Regions from separate parts of the Mus musculus genome. Here all the other regions are linked to region 2. The links are chromatin loops, found by intact Hi-C in ENCODE. Cell type or tissue: left cerebral cortex. All regions are shown on one strand.

Region 1 (5,000 bases), 720 kb after region 2:
TCTTGGTGCCTTATATATTTCATAGCACTGCGCATATAATGTATGTACGGAGTAAACAAATTTTCTTGTTTTCTTCAGTCTTTATTTAACATAGCACCTCCACTTTTTAAAACTATTGTCAGATAAAATAGCATCGCAATAAACAGGTTCAGTCTAGACGTGAAGAAAGAATTAACTCAAGTTTTCCTAGCTTTTGCAACTGTTGCTATTAATCTGAAAGGCACACGGTTTCAAACGGTGGCTTTTCCATCTGTACTTCAACAGGCAGTTTTATAGCAGCCGAGATGAGAGTAAGGGGTACAGAGTGCGGATGAACTGTGCAATGAGAATGTCCATCCCAGAGTTACGACTTCTCTCTGAGGGGATGTATAGGTTTACGTGAAAAAGAAAGTTACTTCCATTATAGCTAATACCTATTAGATTAACAGCCTTTGAAACGTCAGATTGTGGGTAATTCTAAAATTCTGAGTAATTTTAAAGTTAGGAACAGATAATTATAATGCATTGGGTTTTTTGTTAGGAGTTTTTTTTTTTTTTTTTAATTTGTCAATGGACAATATCAATGTCCTAAAAGTATTCCAAACCGTAGCTGTTAAGAACACTTTTTAAAAAGTTGCCCAAAGGACTTATTTGCACGTTGAAGCTACTCATTAATGAAAGCAAACCTGTAGTCCTAGGGTTGGATTAAGTTGTCCTCTTCTGTTGAATATGCCTGTTGTGTCCAAATAATACAGTCTGTTCATTTGAAAATAAGTTGTTTTATTTTCATTTATCACTGGAAAAGTACACAAGGTAGCCAGTACATTTGGGGAGTTTGAGGGTGGAAAATGTTCCTGTAAGTGGTCCAGTATGATGTCATGAAATCAAACATACTGGCTGGCTTCTTAGAACCGAATGGTTATTAAGAAATAAAGTCTGTGAATTAATTTCCTAGTAAATGTAATATTTATTCATTCCAAATGTACTTTCTGGTAACCATTTCTATTTGATTATTTCAGTATGCTAAGTTTTGAGTAATGTTATACACATTTTAATGATATAAAGTAGAACTATTATCTAATGAAAATATATCATCAGGGATTTATTTATTTATTTGAATGAGAGTATTTTCATTTTATTTAATGAAACAGAATGTTTGTCAAAGGACTCTTGACTAGTAAGTTTATGTTTATATATTCATATATGAGTATATGTGAATAGCCTCTTAAGTTATGAAATTAGTTTAGTTCTTTTTTCCTTTGAGTGACTTCTTTAATAAACTCTAAATTGTTTTAAAATAGAAAAAATAAATAAAAAGTAAATTTTCTGAAGGCTAATTGAAGGGTCATGCCAACAATCTTAAAAGACCAGTGGTCCATGGGAGGAACGCACCCAGAGGCCAGTATTCCAAACAGGAGTGCCCGCCCAGTGGGCCCTGGCTTTCTGTGAGAGGGAGAACATGGTGTTCTTATGAAGTGAGCCATTTACTTCCAACAAGGCTCTGTCTCTGAGAGGAATGACTGACACTAATTTAGAAGTGCTGAAGAAACCTTCACGGAGAAGAATCGATTCATTATGTCTCTGGTGGTTTCAGTTCGTTTTCCTTCCTTTGGGAGCAAGAAACACATCCAGTATAAATACATTCAGAGTATACAGAAAAATATCTTATGGTGGATAGGGTTCTGAACAGTCCTCTCTTTTAGACTTTTTGGTGTGGAGTACTGGTATTTCCTAAAGACATTGGACTGTCTTCATCTTCGTAAAGATGAACACAGATCATATTCAGGAGAGGGATCCCTTCAGAAAATACCAGTATTCATTTCCTTTTATCCCAGACATATATTTTTCCAGATTACAGTTTGAAGATTAATGGTATCCCACCAATTAAAATTCCAGTAGCAACCAAGGGCAAATTTGGAAACAATTTTTTTTTTACATCACAACCTTCTGTTGCTTCCAATTAATTTCTAAACTACCTACAGTCATTACTACTAACCACATCACTTAGTCTATGTCATTTAAATTTACTTACTCTGTCATTCAAAAGGTAACAAAATGTTAAAGGAAGTAAGAGACAAAAAAAAAAAAACAACAGAATATGACTATGCTAGAGATTTTAATCAATATTGTCTGAGCAGGATTAGAGGAAACAGCTGATTAAACAAATATTAGATGTAGCGAGGGCACGATGGTATAAATTAATATCACAGCTCTTCATTTACTGTATGAATGGAAGAGTCTGTAAGTTAGGGTGAAGCATGGTCCCTTATCGCCACCTAGTGGACTTATACAGAAGGCTTTCTTACCAGCCTCTATAAATTCACTGGTTTGGGGGTCAATTACATAAAAATTGACTAGTTTGTTTGGTTGATACATTTTACCCTTAACTAAGTGACAGACTGGGGAGTGGATACTAAGAATAGAAATCAAAACAAGGTTAATTTGTATGTAGATTAAAAGTCAAGGTCTGTCTGAGCAGTTTAGTGAATTACCAGTGGAATTCCTAGTGGAAATGTAATTGAGGTTACATTTCAAATCACTTTACTCTCCATTGCTTATTAGCTGTCAGCTCTTTGCCTTATAGAGGAGATAGTTTAATTACACAACTCACATCTAATGTAAAGATATATCATTATACAGTTCAAGGGAAGGTAGAAAGATAATTGTCCTAAATTAGTTTCTCAAATAGAAACAAATTTTTGTATATTTTCTTGTTACTAAGTCTGTCTAGATAGGGAACTGCTGGTCTAAAGGGTAACAGAGACACCAGTGCATTTTACTGAATAATCTTTATGTTTTTAAATAAATTGACAAGAATATCCAATATAGTTTTAGGTATAAGATATATTTTATGAGATTCTCTTAAACACTAATAATTACTATAACAACATTATGAACTAACCAGTACCCCAGAGCTTTTGTCTCTAGCTGCATATGTATCAAAAGATGGCCTAGTCGGCCATCAATGGAAAGAGAAGCCCATTGGTCAGGCAAACTTTATATGCCCCAGTACAGGGGAACGCCAGGGCCAAAAAATGGGAATGGGTGGGTAGGGGAGTGGGGGGGAAGGTGTGGGGGACTTTTGGGATAGCATTGGAAATGTAATTGAGGAAAATACGTAATTAAAAAAAAAAAGAAGAAGAACAAGTTGATCCATCCTTATCGGTCACATGAAATTTTTTCCCAACATCAGTTTTTTATTACATCTTTTCTTTATTTACATTTCAAATTTTATCCCCTTTCCTCATTTCCCCTCCAACCCCCCCCCATATCCCATCCCCATTTCCTCTGTCCACTAACCCACACACTCCTGCTTCCTGCCCTGGCATTTTCCTACACTGGGGCACAGAGCCAAGGGCCTCTCCTCTCATTGATGTCCCACAAGGCTCTCCTCTGCTACATATGTGTCTGGAGCCTTACATATGTTACATATGTGTCTGGAGCCTTGAGTTCCTCCATGTGTACTCTTTCGTTGGTGGTTTAGTTCCTGGGAGATATGGGGATGCTGGTTGGTTCATATTGTTGTTTCTCCTATGGGGCTGCAAACCCCTTCAACTCCTTAGGTCCTTTCTCTAGCTCCTCCATTGGGGACCCTGTGCTCAGTCCATTGGATGGCTGTGAGCATCCACTTCTGTAATTATCAGACACTAGCAGAGCCTCTCAGGAGATAGCTACATCAGGCTTCAGTCAGCAATCACGTGTTGGCATCCACAATAGTGTCTTGGTTTGATGGTTGTATATGGGATGGATCCCCAGGTGGGACAGTCACTGGATGGCCTTTCCTTCAGTCTCTGCTCCACACTTTGTTTCCATATTGCTTCCCTTGAGTATTTTCTTCCCTCTTCTAAGAAGGAGTGAAGCACCCACACTTTTGTCTTCCTTCTTAAGTTTCATGTGGTCTGTGAAATGTATCTTGGCTATTCCGAACTTCTAGGCTAATATCCACTTATCAGTGAGTGCATACCATGTGTGTTCTCTTGTGATTGGGTTACCTCACTCAGGATGATGATTTCTAGATCCATCCATTTGCCAAAGAACTTCATGAATTCATCATTTTTAATTACTGGGTAGTACTCCATTGTGTAAATGTACCACATTTTCTGTATCCATTCCTCTGCTGAATGACATCTGGGTTCTTTCCAGCTTCTGACTATTATAAATAAGGCTGCTATGAATGTAGTGGAGCATGTGTCCTTATTACATGTTAGAGCATCTTCTGGATATATGCCCAGAAGTGGTATAGCTGGATCCTCAGGTAGTACTATGTCCAGTTTTCTGAGGAAGTGCCATACTGATTTCCAAAGTGGTTGTACCAGCTTGCAATCCCACCAGCAATGGAGGAGTGTTCCTTTTTCTCCACATCCTTGCCAGCATCTGCTGTCACCTGAATTTTTCCCCTGTACACATGGGTCACATGAAATTTTAAAACAGAGACTTTGCTTTTGTGAGGTTCATATGATAGAAAAAAAAATCTTCCTCAACAAGTGTGTTTGCATGCAAAAACACGGTTTGACAGAGGCAGTAGGCTATCATTGGAGGTCCATTCTGGGTACTCCTAAGTCAAAACACCTTTTCTCTAAGAATTATTATGAATTATTACTCACATAGGTTCTGTGCAAGATATACAACCTAATGGTAGATGGAAATTAATAAAGATGAGTTGTAAATTCCAATTGAAAAGTATAGTGCCTCATTAGAAAAAAAAATAATCTGATGAATGTGTCCCGTGCTGAGCAGCGAAGATGCACTAGACAAGTTAGTCAGGCCTGCCTTCACGAAATAAGAACCCTCCTGTTCAGGAGTTCCGGGTTTGGGTTTCCTGTTTTTCCTTGTTTGGCCCTGGGACCCACACAGTGACAAAAACTACCCACTCACTAAGTCCTCTTTCATGAATGTCACCAAATTGTAGTCTAAGTTTAACAGCGATGAATGGAGAACCAGGGCCCTCGCTCATGTAAATCGAGATGTCTTTCCTTAGTCTTGCCAGCAATGGGTCATTTTCCATAAGACAAAAATAATAT
Region 2 (5,000 bases):
ACAACACTTCATAAAGAGTGTCCTTTATAGTCCTCACCTCAGTTGTTTGGACATAGATTATGTATTTTGATGTGGCTTTATGTCTATCGGAGTATTTAAAAAGCAAAGCAAATGAACAAGGAACCCATTTTTGTAAAAAGGAAATGTCTAATAGTCTAGATTTTGACAAAAAGTTAACATTTTGACATGCTTCTTAGTATTACATATTATTGGTAAAGTGGAAATTGTAAATAAAATAAAGCAAACACAATGTTTATCCTATCGTCTCCTGTTGTCTAGCTCATCATACAGTACAGGCTGAGGTCCTGCACTTTAGGATTTGCCAGAATCCTTTGGAAGGGATCCCTGAAAGATAACTTGTCATTTTCCAAGTTGGAGACGGTCTTTGGAAAACACATATCACAGCAGGAGTGCACATTCAGAGTTAAACTGAAGTGACATACAAGGAAGCAGCATTGGTAATTGACTAGAATGGACTTACAACTCTAAACAATACTCTCCTTAACCAAAAGGGCTGGGTTTAAACAGAAAGTACTACAAGGAAGTGACTCTTCCTTTCCTTGACAAGACAATTTTTTTCCTTTTTTTTTTTTTTTTTTGGTTGTTTTTTGTTGTTGTTATTTTATTTCTTTACATTTCAAATGTTATCTCCCTTCCCAGTTTCCTTCCTGAAAACCCCATATTCGGTCCCCCAGCCCTTCTGGCTCCCCCACCCAACCACCCACCAACTCCTGCCTCACCATTCTAGCATTCCCCTACACTGGGGGCATTGAGCTTTCACAGGACCAAGGGCTTCTCCTCGCATTGATACCTAACAAGGCCCTTCTCTGCCACATATATGGCTGGAGTCATGGGTCCCTCCATGTGTATTCTTTGGTTGATGGTTTAATCCCTGGGAGCTCTGGTTAGTTTTTTAAACATGTATTGTCACCCTCTCACTCAGCATGGGAAACATGTTTTATTGTGGTTGGTGTTTTGCCCATATTACACATTACTTCTCTCTCTTGCCCTCATTTGGTTTTATTTCTCAATTGGTTTGCATGTCCTCCCACCCTTGATATCACTCCAGACAGAGAGATGGTACAAGATGAGGTTCCAAGGACTTGAGGAAGAAATAAAGAAGTTTCATGGTTGTCTCCTTTCAGCATCTAATCCTGAGAGTGACAATTTTCTTCATTTCTTCAGTTTCTCTACGCATGTGTTTATATCCTCCTATCTCCCTTCCTAATGGTGACTCGGGGAGGGCAGAGAACCCTGTTTCATTTTGGTACTTGGTACCACAGGAATTGAATCTACAGTAAGCAATCATTCTAACTGAAAAACAGGGGAGAAAGTACAATTGTAAGCCAGAGGCTTTATTTTCAGTTCAATCACTTTCAGTGCAAAATAAGCCCATTTATTTTAGTTTTGGTGAAGAACAGCGAAATTTGATCCACCTGAGTGATGTGTCAAGAATCTGCTCTTTCCTCTGTTTTTCTATGACTTCCTTCATGTGAAACAGATGTCCTGCTTACATGCCTCCCACTTGCTTATGCCCTTTCTCCACTGAGAGCAGATGAGCCCACAACCTTTCTCTTCAGCCCTGAGCAAACTGATTTGCAGGCAGAACAACAGAGCAGCAGCCTGTCTTGCCTGTCTGGCTCCTGACTAAATCGTGACTCCTGAGAAACTGAGACTTCTTTTAGCAGTCTTGGGTCTCACCAAGCTTGAGGCTCCTAGAGCCACTTTGTGAAATCTCTTAACTTCCTTTCCTGGCAGTCCTGAAGTTCAGTGGACTCTTTTGTACACTTAACCATAAAACCAAACCTGGAACCAACACTTTCGGACATCTATCGTATTCCCTTAACCTTAGAGTTTGCATCTTAGGTGGAGAAGATGTGGAACTTAGCAGATAGTGGCAGGTATCAGTCAGGGTGTGGCTGCGGCTGCCTCCCTTTCTCTTCCAGCAGAAGGAGCCACCTTCCAAAGCTGGGGGAGAGAGAGAGAATGGGGGGGAGAGGAAGAGAGAGGGAAGGAGGGAGAGAGAGAGAGAGAGAGAGAGAGAGAGAGAGAGAGAGAGAGAGAGAGAGAGAGAGAGAGAGAGAGAGAGATTGGAGAAGGCAATAAGAAGAGGGAGGGTAGGGGGGCGGGCCGCCGGGGGCGCCCAAAGCCAGCTAGGCTCAGTCTCACACGCGCGCCGCCACTGTTTGTACACAGTGCGCTCCTGGCCTCAGGCTCGCTCCCCTCCAGCTCTCGCTTCATTGTTCTCCAAGTCAGAAGCCCCCGCAGCCGCCGCGGCAGCAGCGTGAGCCGTAGTCACTGCTGGCCGCTTCGCCTGCGGTGCGCGCACGGAAATCGGGGAGCCAGGAACCCAAGGAGCCCGCGCTCCGCCCGCTGTGCCTCTGCTAGGACCCACTCGCAGCCCCAGCCTCTCTCAAGCGCACCCACCTCCGCGCACCCCAGCTCAGGCGAAGCTGGAGTGAGGGGTGAATCACCCTTTCTCTAGGGCCACCACTCTTTTATCGCCCTTCCCAAGAATTTGAGGAAGCGCTGCGGGAGGAAAGACGTCCTCTTGAATCTCTGACAGGGCGGGGTTTACTGCTGTCCTGCAGGGCCGCCTCGCCTACTGTGCCCTCCGCTACGACCCCGGACCAGCCCAGGTCACGTCCGTGAGAAGGGATCATGAAGCACTTGGTAGCAGCCTGGCTTTTGGTTGGACTCAGCCTCGGGGTGCCCCAGTTCGGCAAAGGTGAGGTGGCTGGGCAGGGGTCCCTGGATGAGGGACGGGCGGGGAGCACCTTTGGAAATGCCGCTCAAGGGGCCACAGTGGGTCCTCAGTGCGTGCACGGCGTGAGGAGCGCTACGAAAGAGGCGATGCTCCCTGGATACCCTGCCAAAGTGCTAGCAAAGTCCGTGTGGAGTGCCCCAGGCTGAGCCTGGGAAGAGGGTGCGATCTAGAAAATAAGAAGATTGAGGGGGTGTGAAGGGGTTGTCTTCCTAGGCTTTTTTTTTGCTAGTGATTCCCTGCGCGACCCCTGACTAGCAAATATCAATGTTCTTGGCCGATGACAGCGGACAGGGTTGTGAGGTTGTGATAGAGACCTGACAGAGCTAAGTGTGCTGGGCCATCATCTAGTAGGTGCTAGAATAGCCTGGATAACCACCGGGCGGTAAGCTGGATGCAGTGCTCTGGTGCAGGGACAGGGGTGGGGGTGGGGGTGGGGGCTAAGGGGTCTGTCAACCTGGACCCGATATTGAGAGTTCATACTGCCAATGAGAAAGAGAGAGGTCTACTAAGTCGCTAGCTTTCTCCCCAACCCTCCTCTTGGGCGCGTGACTTCAATTACAACAGCTCAAACAACTCTCTTCTCCTCCAACCCCAGGGGGCTTGAGCATTATTTTGTACTCCCTCTGGGTAAGACCTTAACTCTTGGTAATAGATGGCTGTGATGTGCAAACCAACCTTCATGCGTCCCTGGCCCAGGAGCCAAAAAGTTGTTCAGATTTGTCTACCTGTGCCTTTCATGGTTTGCATGTAAATAGGAAACTAGCATACAAAACAAAACCTAAAATTTTAAAATCAGTGAGTCTCCGGGTGAGTTGTTTAGGTGACTTTCAGGTCCTTTTGAGAGATTAGGCTTTGTCAATATAAAACCTGGTCAGAAACCTTTGTCTGCATATCAGCGGGTACTGAATTGGAGCCAGGAAGCCAAAGAGAGAGAAGGGGTTTCCAGATATTGGGTGGCTGTGCCCTTTCTGCGTTTGTGAGTACAGAAGGCCCTTCTGAGAGAGATTTACTAGAATCCTCCACAGATAGCAGTAAGTAGAGAGCTGATAAGCTACAAGGATTTGAAACGTTGTGGCTCTAGAAGTATTTGGAATTAAAAAAAAATGCTTTGACTCGAATCCATTTGAGATTAGACTAGGCATTGCATGGATACTCTACGCTACACCTATGCACTACCTATGTATGCGCTTCGGAGGGATGGACTGTTGGGGACTATCCTTCAGAAACCTGTGTTGCAGCCAGATGCCAATCTCTTTGGGACTCAAGTGGTGGGTAGTTCTGGTCTTCTCAGCTCCCCAGGATGTGACTGTTTTTCCAGGGGTGTAGGTGTGTGGGATCTATTCCAAACCTGCTCTGATAGTTGCCTCGCTGAGGCAGCCACTCCAGTGAAGGTTAGCATATGGAAATGTTTTCGGAGTGGGTCGCCTAGACTCCAGTGGTAAGGAAAGAACAGGCTTCCAAAGCTGATATTTCCTGGTTTTTTTTTTTTTTTTTTTTTTTTTTTTAAATTTCTTGTCTGAATTCCCTCTGCACTTTGATGCCTTAGCTGGTAGGGAACTGTAAGAACCACAGGCACTCCCCTCTCCTCCTATCCCCGCCTCTGTTCCCACCCCAAATAGGAACACACACATACACTCGCGAGCGCGCGCGCACGCACACGCACACACACAAACACACACACACACACACACACACACACACGCGCTCGTGGGTGCACTCACAAGCACCTACTAGGCAACTCCTCTGCCACTAAGTGACCCTTACCAATGGTGACTGGAAAGCTAGAGGACCTATTGAGTGACTGAGCTTGCCAGAAGACTTCTCCTAGCTAGAGTTTGGGAAGGAAAAAAAAAAAAAATTGCAGCTGCTCTGAGCTCTTAATGATGCCCACGCCGAGGCATCTTTGCCACCAGTCAAGTGGACGATAGCGATGTTGCCAGGGCTTTCCAGTGTGCTGCTAGAGACAAAGCTCGGGAAGCCTACCCCCTCCATCCTTCAGACTGATCCTTTGTAAGCCACCCTGCGGGTGGAGGGCGGCAGCTTCTGAGAAAGAAACGGACCGATTTGCATAAGCTTTTTTTTTTTTTTTTTTTTTTTTTTTTTTTTTTTTTTTTTTTTTTTTTTTTTCTGTTAAACTTGTGCCTCTCTAATTTTCTCCTCCCGGACCTCTGCAGAAAGCAGATCCGAGTTTGCTTGATAGTTCAAACAATTAAACTTTGGGAAACTTACTGAA
Region 3 (5,000 bases), 210 kb before region 2:
CTAATAGAAATTTAGGTATATGATCTTCTAGAACTAAAACTGACAACCCAATGAATTTGAAAACACGAAATGGATTGCTGAATCTGAGGAAAATAATTATGGCATTCTTAGCAAATGTGACATATGCAGTTAAAGTTTAGCTATTCTGGGGCTCTGCTCTAACAAAAGGCTCAATCTATTCTAGTTAAGCTTTGCAAATACCGACATTTGTAGTATGAGGATTGAACCTATCACACAAAACAATCAATGATTATAACATTGTTACCAAATGTCAGAAGACAAATAGAAAATATCATTTGTCTTATCTTAGAAAATTTATGAAGAAGAAAACAAAAAGAATGAAAAATAAGAGAAACAAATCAGCAAAGAAACAAATAGAAAATAATGTATATTTAAAAGTCTTCATTCCTGAGCCTACTGGTTGATATATAAAGTCATAATATTTTAGATACCAAATAAAATGAATATTCATTATTGCTAAAATTAACCCAACTTAAATAGCATATCCTAAGTCACAAATATAAACATAACAACTCTGTATGAAAACTCAACACAAGAAGTTGTCATTATCATGTGTTTCTCTTGCATTTTTTGTTGTTATTGTTGTTACTGTCATTAAAAAGCAAACTAAGAGTGGTTGTACAAGCCTGCAATCCCACCAACAATGGAGGAGTGTTCCTCTTTCTCCACATCCACGCCAGCATCTGCTGTCACCTGAATTTTTTATCTTAGCCGTTCTGACTGGTGTGAGGTGGAATCTCAGGGTTGTTTTGATTTGCATTTCCCTGATGATTAAGGATGTTGAACATTTTTTCAGGTGCTTCTCTGCCATTCGGTATTCCTCAGGTGAGAATTCTTTGTTCAGTTCTGAGCCCCATTTTTTAATGGGGTTATTTGATTTTCTGAAGTCCACCTTCTTGAGTTCTTTATATATGTTGGATATTAGTCCCCTATCTGATTTAGGATAGGTAAAGATCCTTTCCCAATCTGTTGGTGGTGTTTTTGTCTTATTGACGGTGTCTTTTGCCTTGCATAAACTTTGGAGTTTCATTAGGTCCCATTTGTCAATTCTTAAATTGGACATAGTACTACCGGAGGATCCAGCAATACCTCTCCTGGGCATATATCCAGAAGATGCCCCAACTGGTAAGAAGGACACATGCTCCACTATATTCATAGCAGCCTTATTTATAATAGCCAGAAGCTGGAAAGAACCCAGATGCCCCTCAACAGAGGAATGGATACAGAAAATGTGGTACATCTACACAATGGAGTACTACTCAGCTATTAAAAAGAATGAATTTATGAAATTCCTAGCCAAATGGATGGACCTGGAGGGCATCATCCTGAGTGAGGTAACACATTCACAAAGGAACTCACACAATATGTACTCACTGATAAGTGGATATTAGTCCAAAACCTAGGATACCCAAGATATAAGATACAATTTCCTAAACACATGAAACTCAAGAAAAATGAAGACTGAAGTGTGGACACTATGCCCCTCCTTAGATTTGGGAACAAAACACCCTTGGAAGGAGTTACAGAGACAAAGTTTGGAGCTGAGATGAAAGGATGGACCACGTAGAGACTGCCTTATCCAGGGATCCACCCCATAATCAGCATCCAAACGCTGACACCATTGCATACACTAGCAAGATTTTATCGAAAGGACCCAGATGTAGCTGTCTCTTGTGAGACTATGCTGGGGCCTAGCAAACACAGAAGTGGATGCTCACAGTCAGCTAATGGATGGATCACAGGGCTCCCAATGGAGGAGCTAGAGAAAGTACCCAAGGAGCTAAAGGGATCTGCAACCCTGTAGGTGGATCAACATTATGAACTAACCAGTACCCCGGAGCTCTCGACTTTAGCTGCATATGTATCAAAAGATGGCCTAGTCGGCCATCACTGGAAAGAGAGGCCCATTGGACACACAAACTTTATATGCCCCAGAACAGGGGAACGCCAGGGCCAAAAAGGGGGAGTGGGCGGGTAGGGGAGTGGGGGTGGGTGGGTATGGGGGACTTTTGGTATAGCATTGGATATGTAAATGAGCTAAATACCTAATAAAAAATGGAAAGAAAAAAATGTCAAAAAACAAAATGTATTCTTATTTATTCACCTTGAGTTTCTAAGCTTTGGCCTTTTGATACTTTGTTTCTCTGTAGATTGAATGCAGGTCCTCATTGCTACTAGGCAACTATAACTACTGAAATCATCTCTCAGCACTTTCATATTTAATATTTACTTAATTGTCCAGGTTATTCTAGATCTTGAGGTCCTCCTGCTTTAGTATTCTGAAAAGCAGGATGATAGGATTGTTCTACCACATCCAACTTGAGCCTGTGTCCAAGCTGAGTTTCTAGAGTTGGGGCTTGTAAGAACAATGTCATTGCCCTTGGTGCCCACCATCCATAGTGTCTACATGCCCTGTGGAACAGCAGGAAGTGGAATTACTGATTTGTATGCACTGAGTTTTCATAATCGGCAGCAGCTTAGTTGTTCAACATAAGTATCTTCTTTCTTTTCTTAATTTTTCAGAGTATATTATCTCTTAGGGAGTATATTACTGGTACAGAATATTGGTTTAAATACAAGTTTTATAAATAAATATGTATCCCTCAACTAATAGCTGGAAATATTTCAGAGTAATACATCTCTTAATTTGCATAATGATAACAGGTTTTATTCTTCATATAAATTTGAATTAAAATTTAAATGAGCCTAAAATATTAGTGACCACATTTTTATAAAGTGGGTGCTTTTACACTGCAACAAGGGGTTAATTGAGCATAGACAGTACACCCTTGAGACTCCAAATTGAATAATTTGATTTGTAAACAGGTACTTAGTGTATAAAAAGCCATTACACATGCAATTATCTGTCTTCAATTAATTGTGTTTATCTCCAAGGAGCAACTTGGGAATATTTGCTTCAGTTTCACTGGCTGTAAGGCCTGATGGCTATAAACATTTATTTTACTTATGCTATAGCTTTCAACTTTGGAGAAGACAGTGCTGAAAACTACTATTATGTGCTTGTGAGCAAACCACAGAGAAAGAAAGCATTCATCCTGCTGCAGTTTCAAGTCCTTGTTTAGTCACCTCGTCTGCTGCCCACAAAACACAGATGCTCAGAGCAAAAATAGAGTTCAGTTTCTCTCCTGGACCACAGAACATGGTTTGCAAAATATATGATTGTAGACAAGAAATTTCTCCTCTCTTAGCAACTAAATGTATACCTGTAAAATAGCAAAGGCATGGGTCTTTGTAAGGTTGCTAATCAATTATTCTACTATTAATACAAAGAACCCGACATCAAACATTTCAAGGATGAACAAAGGGAAGTGAAATACAGACCTTAAAAAGAGATTCAAATGTAATTTACAGAGGAGGGGGAACAGAAAAGGAGAGTGGAATAGAGAGAGGGAGAGGGGGGGAGGGGGAGGAGGGAGAGGGAGAGGGAGATACAACATCCACAGTCTATACATTTCCAAATATCTGCTGCGGGAATCCACTATTTTTGTGTGTGTGTGTGTGTGTCAAATTTTGGTTCTGTTAGGTAGATACTTCTCCCCTCCTCATCTTTTATTTTTACTTTTTCCTCCTTCACCTCCTCCATCTCCTCCAAATTCTCTACCAGTTTCCCAGATAAACATAAAGTTAGAAAATGATGATCTGAAGACTATTGGGGAAAAATGTGGACTACCTAGCAGCACTTGATTATTTACTCTCTCCATAGATTCAGTTCAGTGCCTGGGCATTCATAACAAGTAGAATGAATGCTTTGTACTTTTACATTAAACTTTGAAGTCTGATGTCATTTCAGGATTGCTGCCTTTCAATCTGTTCCTTTCTTGACCACACTAAAGTGCAAAGTCTAGTGAGGGAAATCTACTTTTGACATTGTATTATAATATAGTAGAATACTCATTTCTGTTTCTATAGTATATTTAGGATTCGAATTAATAAAAACAGGTACAAAAATGTATACAAAAGTATTTACAGACACTTAAGACCATGTATGTAGAAGCACTTCAATTTGGGCTCTAAAACTACTCAGTCAAGAAGACTGCAATTTCAATGAAACTTAGTTACAGGAAAAGACAGGACCAGAAAAGTTTAAATTTACAAGTATCTGCCTTCTAGCAGTTTGCTTCCCTCTTTCATATGCAGAAGAAGGTGGTGAAAGAGCCCTCTCTTTTCCTTTTCTCTTCATTTTGACTTCATTTTCTCTCTCTCTCTCTCTCTCTCTCTCTCTCTCTCTCTCTCCATGTGTAAATATCCTTTAAGTTTGTAAACAGCACTAAACTACTTTTGAGATATATATTAATATTAATAGATATATATTAATATTATATTAATTATATTATGTTAATATTATATATTAATACTGTGACATTATATATTAATATTAATATGAAATTGTTTAAATTCATATATATTCATAAATATATTTTCATAAATATAATTTCATAAATATAATTTCAGGTAGTGGTATTTGATAGTACAGAATTTACAGAATTTAAGAATCCCTTTGCACCATAATCTCAAAAGGACACATTTTAGAGTTACAGAGTGGGGAAAGATTGAAAGAGGAAGTAGAAGAATAAGCAAATAAAAATAAAATAAAAAATAAAAAATGAGATGTATGTAATATTCTCATTGTATCCCCTTTCTCCAACACATCTAACTACCCATCTATACAGTAATACGTATATAACATAAAAATAAATTTGTTCTTGAGTTTTGTTTTACTGGTATCTTTTTTGTAATTTAAAGAGAGATAACAATAACATGAAATTGGGTGAGTAAGGAGGTGATTAATATCTGGTAACAGTTCGGGAATGGGAGGGAATATGGTCACAATATATCCTATGAAAACATTTTAAAACTTAAAAAGTTTTTTAAAAAGATGTAAACCACTTTATTTTGAACTGATTTAATTGTAACTATCTTGGGTGTTCATGAAGTTTTAAAATAGAGTCACAAATTCC
Region 4 (5,000 bases), 500 kb after region 2:
AGCTGTTTTTCCTTGCAGATTCTTTATCCTTAATATAAAATTCCAGAAATTATGAATAATACGCTGTGCTGAAATACTTTTCAAAACTGTTCTTGATTTCATGTGGCACTGCTGGTACATGTTTAAAATTTGTTCTCCAAAGGAGTTGTTAGTAATGGTATCTGCTACTATTTACAAGGCTGGTGAGAGGCTTTCTCTTGCTTGTCCTCTTCCTCTCAGCTTCATGCGCTACCTACAGCATAGCTTACGCAATGGATATGCGTTTGTCCACAAGGGTGCTTGCACAAAAATTAATGACATGTATTAGGGAGTAGCTTGTATCAGTGGCTTCAAGTCGAAACATGGAATTTTCATTTAGTTTTATTTGCAAGTAAAATTTTACAAACACACAACCTGGAATTCCCTACTCTTCACTATACTACATAATTATTATGAGATAATTTCATTGTATAGAAGATTATGAATTAATTAGCTTTAAAAATATCAATTTCATGTATTTTATTCTAATCATTTGTCACAGACACTAATTCCAACTTTAGGGTTGACTTTCTCTCTGTGAATGTCTTCAGAAAGATAAGAATGGATCTTGAAGACCAGGCATTAATGACTATATCTTTGCTAGACATCAAATTATGAAATATAACATTGAATGTTGTAGTCTGGTGTGTCTGTAAGGACAGAAATAACTAAGATACACATAACTTTTGCAAACTTTCAAGCTGTGTAATATTCCAATGTTGTTGTTTTTTTTTTTGTAGATATACTTAAATCATGTAGGATGTTGTAAACTCAGTATGATCCTGTCTAGTCTTCAAACTTAAAATAAACTTTTGAAAAACTGTGCTACTTTTGAAGTTGTGTTTTAAACATCTGTGTAAGAATGTACAAATTGTCTGTGGCTGCCCTTAACCTTCAACATATGATTAGCTTAATTTGTATTTATATAGATTAACTAAATGCACAAAGAAAAAGAGATTATAATTGTATAATTATTTTAAAATATAAGACTGCAAAAGTGGTTTTGCCAAGATTATAAAAATGTATAAATTTATCCATACCTTTTTATTTGCAGAGATTTTGCAAAATATTAATAATCCAATTGTTTTCTCCAAATATATATTTAGAGTAGTATACTATAAGACTGATAAATCTATTATTATTCATACAACATTTCTATTGCTTCTATTGTTCTTTCAAATTTATCATGCTCAGGAGTATATTGAAGGAAGCTGGTTGGTAATAAGCTACAATGTGACATGAATAATACATATTAGCCTCTAACTCCAGCTATTGCTTAATGAAAGTCTGAACATGTGGCTTCTTTAAGAACAGTCTTTTCTGGTTCTGTAGAAGCCACGAGTAAAAAGGGGATGTGTAACTCTAACACTTCAATATTTTCTTAGGATTAAAAATTTAGAGTAAAACTAAAGATATTAAAAGTTGTTTTCTTCAAGCAGATCTCTGGTAGATCAAGTTTCATGGTTTTGTATACCAACATGTTCCTATCAAAGTAAATTTTAATATGAATGCATCAGTGGAGTTCCATTTTTTTTTCCTTATTTCTACATACACAAGCATACTTAAATGCATTTTATTAAGTAAAAACAATTACTGGAACAGTCTCAATATGCTTGCAGGTGAGCTATGAAAACAACTCTATGGGGTAAATTTTATTATAATAGCGGATTACTTAGAGGAGAACCTTCAACTAGGAGGAGAGCAGCTGATTCAAGATGCAAAAAGAAAATAAATTCTTAGCATTCCAAGGAGAAAAGGCTGACCAGTAGGAAACCTGTTAAAACTATGATAAATAATAGGATCCATCAGTACAACCTAAAAAGTAATACCTACAATTTCAGTTTTGAGTTTTGAATGCATGACTCTAAGTAAATAATTTTTTTCAAAGTTCAAGTAAAGAGGGGCTGGAGAGATGGCTCAGTGGTTAAGATCATTGACTGCTCTTCCAGAGGTCCTGAGTTCAATTCTCAGCAACCACATGGTAGCTCACAACCATCTATAATAAGATCTGATGCCCTCTTCTGGTGTGTTTGAAGACAGCTACAGTGTATTCACATAAATAAATAAATCTTTAAAAAAAAAAGAAGTAAAACTATTAGTGCCCCAAATATAAGGCTTTCTCTTCTACCAATGTTAGTTTTTAAAAAGTTAATGAACTAGGCAATTTATAGGTGTGTGTGTGTGTGTGTGTGTGTGTGTGTGTGTGTGTGTGTGTGTGTGGCAATATTGCTTTTGAGAAGCAAAGGGAGTTTTACTGAAAGAGGGAAAGAGAAGAATTGGAACATTTTGCCAGTGGAAAAACATCTCAACTATTCTAAAACAAAATGCACTGCCACATCTGTCTTTACAAAGTCGGAATGCCTAGAGTAAGTGGCAATTTCTCTATTGATTTTGAAGGAGAAAATAAGATTCTTTGATGCTCTTCTAGTAGCTACCTATAATTCATACTGGGCAGTTCACCATTGCTGCCAAGAAAGTACTTTCCACAGTAAGCAAGTCATACTCCCTCAAAGAGTTATTTCTATTAGTTGAATTTGGTAGCAGAAAAGAGAGAACACTCTTGGAAAAGGCACCTCATTTATGTTTTTTCATGACTTGCAGAAGTCGAATGAGTCATTTGAAACCACAATTTCTATAGAAAGATGGTGTAGTCACACCAGCAAATGGTTAGCACATCTCACTGTTAAGCATGGCATATGGTGATTGCCTCTGATATAATTTTGTTCTTAAAGATATGAGTCATATTCTTTCATATTTATATAAGCCCCCATGACACCCTTCCTCTGCCTACATATCAGTATGTTAGTAACGCTGATGAATTGCAAGGTAAGCTCAGCCCACTGCCATCTGCATGGGAGTAGCAGCAGTGAGACCAGTGGTACATTCAAACAATGTGCTCCCCATGGCCAGAGAGGATATGAGAGTCACATAAACACAGAGGTTGACATCAACAGGAAGATAGATGTCATTGATTGTGTAGGTCTGATAAGAACAGGGATGATAAAGTAAAAATCACACTGACCAACAGAGTACCTAGATCTATGCATTTCTTTTTTTAAATAATCATTTTAATCATTTAAATTTCAAATGATATTCTCCTTCCCAATTACTCCTCCACAAACCCTCCATCACAACCCCCTTCTGCCTCCCTCTCCTTTGCCTCTTTGAGGGTGCTCCTCCACGCACTCCATCACTCCTGCCTCACTGCTCCAGCATCTCCCTACACTGGGGCCTATAGCCTCTACAGGATCAAGGACCTCATTGATGCCAGATAACACCATCCTCTTCTACATATGTATCTGGATCCCTGGAGCTCTCCATGTTTGCTGTTTGGTTGATGGTTTAGTTTAGTCTCTGGGAACTCTAGCTGGTCCCATTAATTGATATTCTTCTTCCTATGTGGCTGCAATCCCCTTCAGCTCCTTTAGTCCTTCCTATAGATCTTCCATTAGTGTCCCTGGGCCCAGGATGATGGTTGGCTGTGAGTATCTGCATCTGTATTGGTCAGGTAGAACCTCTCAGGGAACAGCCATTACAGGCTTCAGTCAGCAAGTGCTTCTTGGTATCAGTTTAGTGTTTACAAATGGGATAGGTCCCTAGGTGGGGCTGTATCTGTTCCATTTTGTTGTTGTTGTTTGTTTATTTGTTTTTTGTTTGTTTGGTTTTTGGATTTTTTTCCCTGTATTTCCTTTGGACATGAACATTTCTGGGTTAACAATTTTAACATGGGTAGATGGCCTCATCCCTCAACTGGGGGCTATGCCTATGTACTGGAGGTGGTTTCTGCAGGCTCTATCTCTCCTTTGTTGGGTATTTCAGCTAAAGTCATCCCCGTTGAATCCAGGGATCCTCTCGATTCTCTGGAATCTTGTGTCTGGATACTTTCTAGTGTCTACCCTCAGTTTCCCCACCTTCTACTACTATATATTTCTATCCAATTTTCAAACCCGCTGTACTTCTATCCTGCCAATAGTTTTCCACTCTTTGTCATATAGGAAGCATTCAAAGGATAAACCAAATAAAACGTAGAATTGTCTCCTTTCAGCAAGAAAGGTCTACAGACCAGTGAATCTGACCAACTAGATTGCCTGTGTGTTTAAAGATCAAAGTATGTTCTTCCTAGGCCTGAGGAGAGGAGTCATGAAACTAAGCAAAGGCATTAAAGGTAGCAAAGCACAAAGGCAGCAATAACTGTGCTTGCTTTCTGGGCTTTGGAGCTTTATCGTTTATATATGTTAAGTAAATACTTCTTTACTTAACATACATCAGAAACATTCCCAAAGATGCCTATTGAATGGTATGAATATGCTGATCTGATGCTTGGGTTATGGGACCTGAGACTCCAAGTACATATTTAAATAATAGTAAAATAATAATTCAAATAGTTAACACAAGTAAATGAGTGAGCTGAAAATTTTTAAAAATTATATTCCAGGACATAAAAGAAATAGAGGGGTGGGAAAAGGAAATGATATTTATAACTATTTTGTTTATCAACTATAGCTTTGACTGTATATTTGTTCTTGACACAATAATCACAATACAGCTTATTTTGAAAACCCTAGGACACAATCATAAACATTCAGAACCATTTCAGCAGTACCACAGTGCTGCCCTGTAGAGTTGGTGTTTGTTGGTCACGGGGTTTTTGAATGATTAGTAGCCAGCATGGCTTTCCCGGATGAATTGGATGGATCCCATCAATGAGAAGTTGCTTATGGCTTGAAATGGAGAATAGTTTGGTGCTAGAAATGTGAAAAGATTTCTAAGAGGAAAAGAAAACACAATAAACAGAGAATTGTGTGAATTCCTTCTACCTGGAAGGCAAAGCTCTTTATTCTGCTCTTCTATAAAATACTGTTGGGACACTGACTCTTCCCTTGTTCAGTTTTTTCTAGATTTTGTTATGGAGCATCAGAGTCAAATGTCACCTGAAGGTAGCTTTGTGGGACATGCGTTAAGGTTAATAACGTTAGACCTTC
Region 5 (5,000 bases), 510 kb after region 2:
TTATTGAGAATAGTTTTTGCTATCCTAGGTTTTTTGTTATTCCAGATGAATTTGCAAATTGCCCTTTCTAACTCCGTGAAGAGTTGACTTGGAATTTTGATGGGGATAGCATTGCATCTGTAGATTGCTTTTAGCAAGATAGCCATTTTTACTATATTAATCCTGCCCATCCCTGAGCATGGGAGATCTTTCCAACTTCTGAGATCTTCTTCGATTTCTTTCTTCAGAGACTTGAAATTCTTATAATAAAGATCTTTCACTTGCTTAGAGTCACACTAAGGTACTCAGTTGACACAGATTCTGGCAAGAATGTGGAGAAAGAGGAACGAACACTCCTCCATTGCTGGTGGGATTGCAAGCTGGTTTCAACCCTCTGGAAATTAGTTTGGCAGTTCCTCAGAAAATTAAACATAATACTACTGGAGGATCCAGCAATACCACTTCTGGGCATATACCCAGAAGATGCTCCAACAAGTAATAAGAACACATGTTCCCCTATGTTCATAGCAGCCTTATTTATACTAGCCAGAAACTGGAAAGAACACAGATGTCCTTCAACAGAGAAATGGATACAGAAAAATTGGTACATTTACACAATGGAGTACTTACTACTCAGCTATTAAAAACAACGAATTTATGAAACTCTTAGACAAATAGATGCATCTGGAAGATATCATCCTGAGTGAGGTAACCCAGTCACAAAAGAGCAGACATGCTATGCACTCACTGATAAGTGGATATTAGCCAAAAAGCTCAGAATACCCAAGATACAATTCGCAAAACACATGAAAGTCAAGAAAAAGGAAGACCAAAGTGTGGAAATTTGGATCATTCTTTGAAAGAGGAACAAAATACTCATGGAAGGAGTTACAGAGACAAAGTGTGAAGCAGAGACTGAAGGAATGATTATCCAGTGACTTCCCCACCTGGGGATCCATCCCATAGACAACCACCAAAACCAGACACTATTTTGGATGCCAACAAGAGCTTGCTGACAGGGGCCTGATGTAGCTATCTCCTAAGAGGCACTGCCAGTGCCTGACAAATACAGAAGTGGATGCTCACAGCCATCCATTGGATGGGATACAGGGTCCCCAATGAAGGAGCTAGAGAAAGTACCCAAGGAGCTGAAAGGGTTTGCAGCCCCACTGGAGGAACAGCAATGTAAACTAACCAGTATCTCCACAGCTCCCTGAGACTAAACCAACAACCAAAGAAAACACTTTGTGGGACTTATGGCTCTAGCTGCATATGTAGCAGAGGATCGCGTAGTCCATCATCAATGGAAGGAGAGGCCCTTAGTGCTGTGAAGAAGGTTCTATACCCCAGTATAAGGGAACGCCAGGGCTACGAAGCAGGACTAGGTGGGTTAGTGAGCAGGGGGAGTGGGGAGTGGATAGGGGGTTTTTGGAGGGGGAAACTAAGAAAGGGGATAGCATTTGAAGTGTAAATAAAAAATATCTAATAAAAATGTTCAAAGCAAAGAGAGAGAGAGAGAGAGAGGAAGGAAGGAAGGAAGGAAGGAAGGAAGGAAGGAAGGAAGGAAGGAAGAAAGAAAGAAAGAAAGAAAGAAAGAAAGAAAGAAAGAAAGAAAGAAAGAAAGAAAGAAAGAAAGAAAGAAAGAAAGAAAGAAAACCCCTGTACTGCTGTACTGGAACCACTAAAAGTACCTTCTATTTCTTTTCATCTCTGTTATACATCAGAGTCCATTTGATCACTCCCAACATTGACCTTACTGGTGCAGCTACAATCTCAAGCTGATGTCATGCCACAATCATCAATTGAGCCCACAATCATGTCTTTCTTCCTGACTTCTGGGATTGAAAGGTTTCATGATCACACAAACTGTTTCCTCTATCTCCATCAAAACATTGACCATTTCCTTATCTCTCTGGGGTAGTTTCTTTCTACCCAGAAAACTGCACAATGCACAAGTTTGTCTTTGCTATCCTTATATTCAAGGAGCCCAGACATTTCCAAGGGGCTGTTCACATACACAGTCCACAGACACATGCCTTGTTTAGTGCCTTTCCTGATACCACAGGGATAGTCATTCAAAGGGCTCCCTCTATTGGCCTTGCGCACTAAAACTGACCTGAACTGGAAACTTAACAAAGTTCAAACTGATTATGGGGTGGATCCCTGGATATGGCAGTCTCTACATGGTCCATCCTTTCATCTCAGCTCCATACTTTGTTTCTGTAACTCCTTCCATGGGTGTTTTGTTCCCACTTCTAAGGAGGAGCATAGTGTCCACACTTCAGTCTTCATTTTTCTTGAGTTTCATGTGTTTAGGAAATTGTATCTTATATCGTGGGTATCCTAGGTTTTGGGCTAGTATCCACTTATCAGTGAGTACATGAGCTAAATACCTAATAAAAAATGGAAAAAAAAAAAAACAAAGTTCAAACTGTTGACAGGAATAGTTATTAGTATGTGTAGAAATAAATAAAAATAAAAATTTGAAAAATTGAAAAGAAACATCGCCCTTTAGACCTACTTATTGTTCTGTGTATGTCTAGTTCTGATTGATGATATGCTAAGCAGATTCTTTCTGAAAAACACATAAACAGGGAGATAAGAAGGTGAGAGAACACACAGAGGTGATGAGAGTTTAGAACGGTGATTCGGTTATACAAAGTCCTCTATGGTAAAGTTTCATCACACTTTTAATTTTAATTAACAATTTAATATGATGCTGTATTTTGCTAATTGTGGGAAGTTTTTATCTGCGGAATGCAAACCATAGAAAATAAGGTTCTCAAGATCTCCACTGAGAATATAGCATTAGGGTTGGGTTGAGTGGGCACCACCGAGGGGAAGAAGATACTTCAGGGTAAGCAGTGTCTATTTTTCTAAGGCCTGTAAGGGTGTAACAATGGATAAGCAATGGCAACTGCAGAAATGAGCCGGTGAGACTTTCCACGGCTGGCTCTATCCATCTTCGTGGTTTAGTAATAGAGCACCAGAACTGACACGTAACAGCAGCACCCCCACATTACCTCCACCAACACCTGTATCCAGGGCAATGAAAACCACTGCTTCAGGGAACAAACTGCATCATTCTGTCCATTCTCTTTTACAGTGATTTCTTCTGTTCTCTAACCATACCACTGAAGAAGGAATCACCCAGCTACAGCTAGCGAAAAAATACTGTGTGTGTGTGTGTGTGTGTGTGTGTGTGTGTGTGTGTCCTGTACCCTTATTCCTCTTATATAGTCTGCTTTTTATATCCCCTTAAAAATCAGAGCAGAATGTCATTTTGTTCAGAGAAAGGCTTAGGGTTGCATTGCTAAAAACTCCTGTTGGGATCTTTCTGTTTGTAATATATTTTGACCTAGTGAGTTTTTTATCTCTGCCTCAGTAACCTTCACCTTATCAGTCAGCAGGAGCCAACTGCTTTCCTTCAGGTGCCGTTCTGACAGGCACAACAGACAGCCCTTGGCTGCCTATCACAGATTTATCCAGACTTCCTTGGTGTGAGGACGCTTTCTGGGGCTATTTACTTTTAGCTGTAGCAGAAAGTCCCTCGCTTCAAAGATCGAGCTGCTATTTCCTGCAGTCAGAAATAGGCTGGATGAGCACACTGGAGCATGGCAATCAGATTCCTTCATACTTAGTGACACGGATGAGGTTGTTCTAAACTTACACAGTGCGGTTCAGCAATATCTGTACATTCATGTAGTTGAAAGTGGTTCAGAAGTAAGGATTAGGTTTAAAATATCAGCTCCTAGCTACTCATGAATTTGGCTTAGAACAGTCTGTTCTAGTTATGCAAAACCACTGCAATAAGCAGACCATTCATAAAGCACTGAATGTGTGTTCATTGTAGCCACATATTTTTGTAAAACTTTTAAAATTATACCATGAAGAATTTGGGCACGAATCCATTTCAAACCCTGATGCTGTCTCAGGGGTGGCCAACATAGCAGTATGTGCCAAAATGCCTTGTGGGTTAATTTTATGACCCTTTTCCTCACCTTGTTTTTTATTTATTTGCTTCATATACAAAAATATCACAATATGATAAAGTCCTGCCCAAGCCTTCAGACTTAAAAAGGCGTGAGCTTACAAGCCCCTTACATCTCATCTTTCCACAAAATCTGATATTGGATTCTTGATACACTCTTTATAAGGTCACCGATCTCTATGATATAACTTTTGAAACACTCCATTGTCGCAGGTTATAAAAGGTCAAGTAAAAGAATATTAACTGACAAATTAATATTATGTGAAACAAGAAAGGATAGCCATAATGTCTACTGCACTTACAATGTGCCAACACTAAAGAAAGATTTCATACATTAATCTCATTTAACTCTTTTAGGAGGCTTATGCGGTCCATAGTAATATTATTTTGGTGCTATACCCTCAGTAGTTAACGTAAATAACTTTAAGCACCCTAGCACCACAGGACAGACACAAGCCATGAACTTGCACAACTTAATCTCCGAGTTTATGTTTTGAAGCATTATTTTATGTGACAACCTTTAGTAATTCATTAAATTGTCTTCCTTTCCTACTGGGCTGTTTATTCAGAAATTGAAAGAAAATAGAAATACTAATTTTAGCATATTTACCAAAAAGAGTTTTGCTTTGAAATCAATTTATAACCCTGTGTTTTCCCCATTGTCTCTTTTTATGTAACTAGAATTCATAAATTTCATCCAATTGTGTCATTCTCAAGGAGTTTGACTCAGAAGAGTTCCCTAAAATGGAAATTAGATTATTTGCAAATGTTGGCCACTGAGAACTTTAACATCTTCTTGTTCAAGACAGAGTGCTACACACATGCTAAAACATGAAAACAAACTGTGACTTAATTTACTGCTCACCAAATAGGCCTACATACCAAGGTCAGAGGAGATCTCAAAATGAGAAAAACTGGAAGACATGTCTATTTTAGTAAACAAGGCAGCCTGTTTGCAAGGATTGCACTTCCTATCTCCTTCTATTCCTCACGGGGCTTTCTGCACACTTCCTTACTTTTCAATGTTCTA

The links. Peaks named below come from ENCODE experiments on the same cell type or tissue, not always from the same donor. Only the 100,000 strongest peaks of a DNase experiment are listed, where the experiment ranks them.
Region 1: it touches region 2 in a loop (4-fold over the local background); 7 of 42 quality-filtered maps call a loop at or near these places.
Region 3: it touches region 2 in a loop (10-fold over the local background); 2 of 42 quality-filtered maps call a loop at or near these places.
Region 4: a loop joins it to region 2, with 5 times the contacts of the local background. A loop is called at or near these places in 3 of 42 quality-filtered maps.
Region 5: it touches region 2 in a loop (4-fold over the local background); 3 of 42 quality-filtered maps call a loop at or near these places.

The regions. Positions count from the first base shown.
Region 1 is chr13:89,540,964-89,545,963 of GRCm38, forward strand. The region is part of intron 1 of Hapln1 (hyaluronan and proteoglycan link protein 1); the gene reads left to right. Among named protein-coding and RNA genes, the nearest start is that of Hapln1, 2.8 kb to the left of the region's middle. In left cerebral cortex, a CTCF peak has its summit at 2,270 (motif pointing left); DNase peaks (open chromatin) are centred at 1,513 and 2,256.
Region 2 is chr13:88,819,321-88,824,320 of GRCm38, forward strand. It overlaps Edil3 (EGF-like repeats and discoidin I-like domains 3), which reads left to right and starts at 2,152. Exons shown (of 11, transcript NM_001037987.3): 1 at 2,152-2,728. The coding sequence starts at 2,662. It overlaps Gm38504 (a long non-coding RNA gene), which reads left to right and starts at 4,904. Exons shown (of 2, transcript XR_382711.3): 1 at 4,904-5,000. In left cerebral cortex, a CTCF peak has its summit at 1,901 (motif pointing right); DNase peaks (open chromatin) are centred at 1,663, 1,884, 2,390, 2,923 and 6 more places; H3K4me3 peaks cover 3,254 bases; H3K27ac peaks cover 3,474 bases.
Region 3 is chr13:88,607,663-88,612,662 of GRCm38, forward strand. No RefSeq gene overlaps it. Among named protein-coding and RNA genes, the nearest start is that of Gm34585, 89 kb to the left of the region's middle. In left cerebral cortex, no CTCF peak of the experiment used is centred here; a DNase peak (open chromatin) is centred at 3,115.
Region 4 is chr13:89,321,696-89,326,695 of GRCm38, forward strand. It overlaps Edil3 (EGF-like repeats and discoidin I-like domains 3), which reads left to right. Exons shown (of 11, transcript NM_001037987.3): 11 at 1-1,530. Among named protein-coding and RNA genes, the nearest start is that of Gm34699, 220 kb to the right of the region's middle. In left cerebral cortex, no CTCF peak of the experiment used is centred here; DNase peaks (open chromatin) are centred at 2,726 and 3,155; H3K27ac peaks cover 660 bases.
Region 5 is chr13:89,332,655-89,337,654 of GRCm38, forward strand. No RefSeq gene overlaps it. Among named protein-coding and RNA genes, the nearest start is that of Gm34699, 200 kb to the right of the region's middle. In left cerebral cortex, CTCF peaks have their summits at 2,070 (motif pointing left) and 2,292; DNase peaks (open chromatin) are centred at 2,052 and 3,513.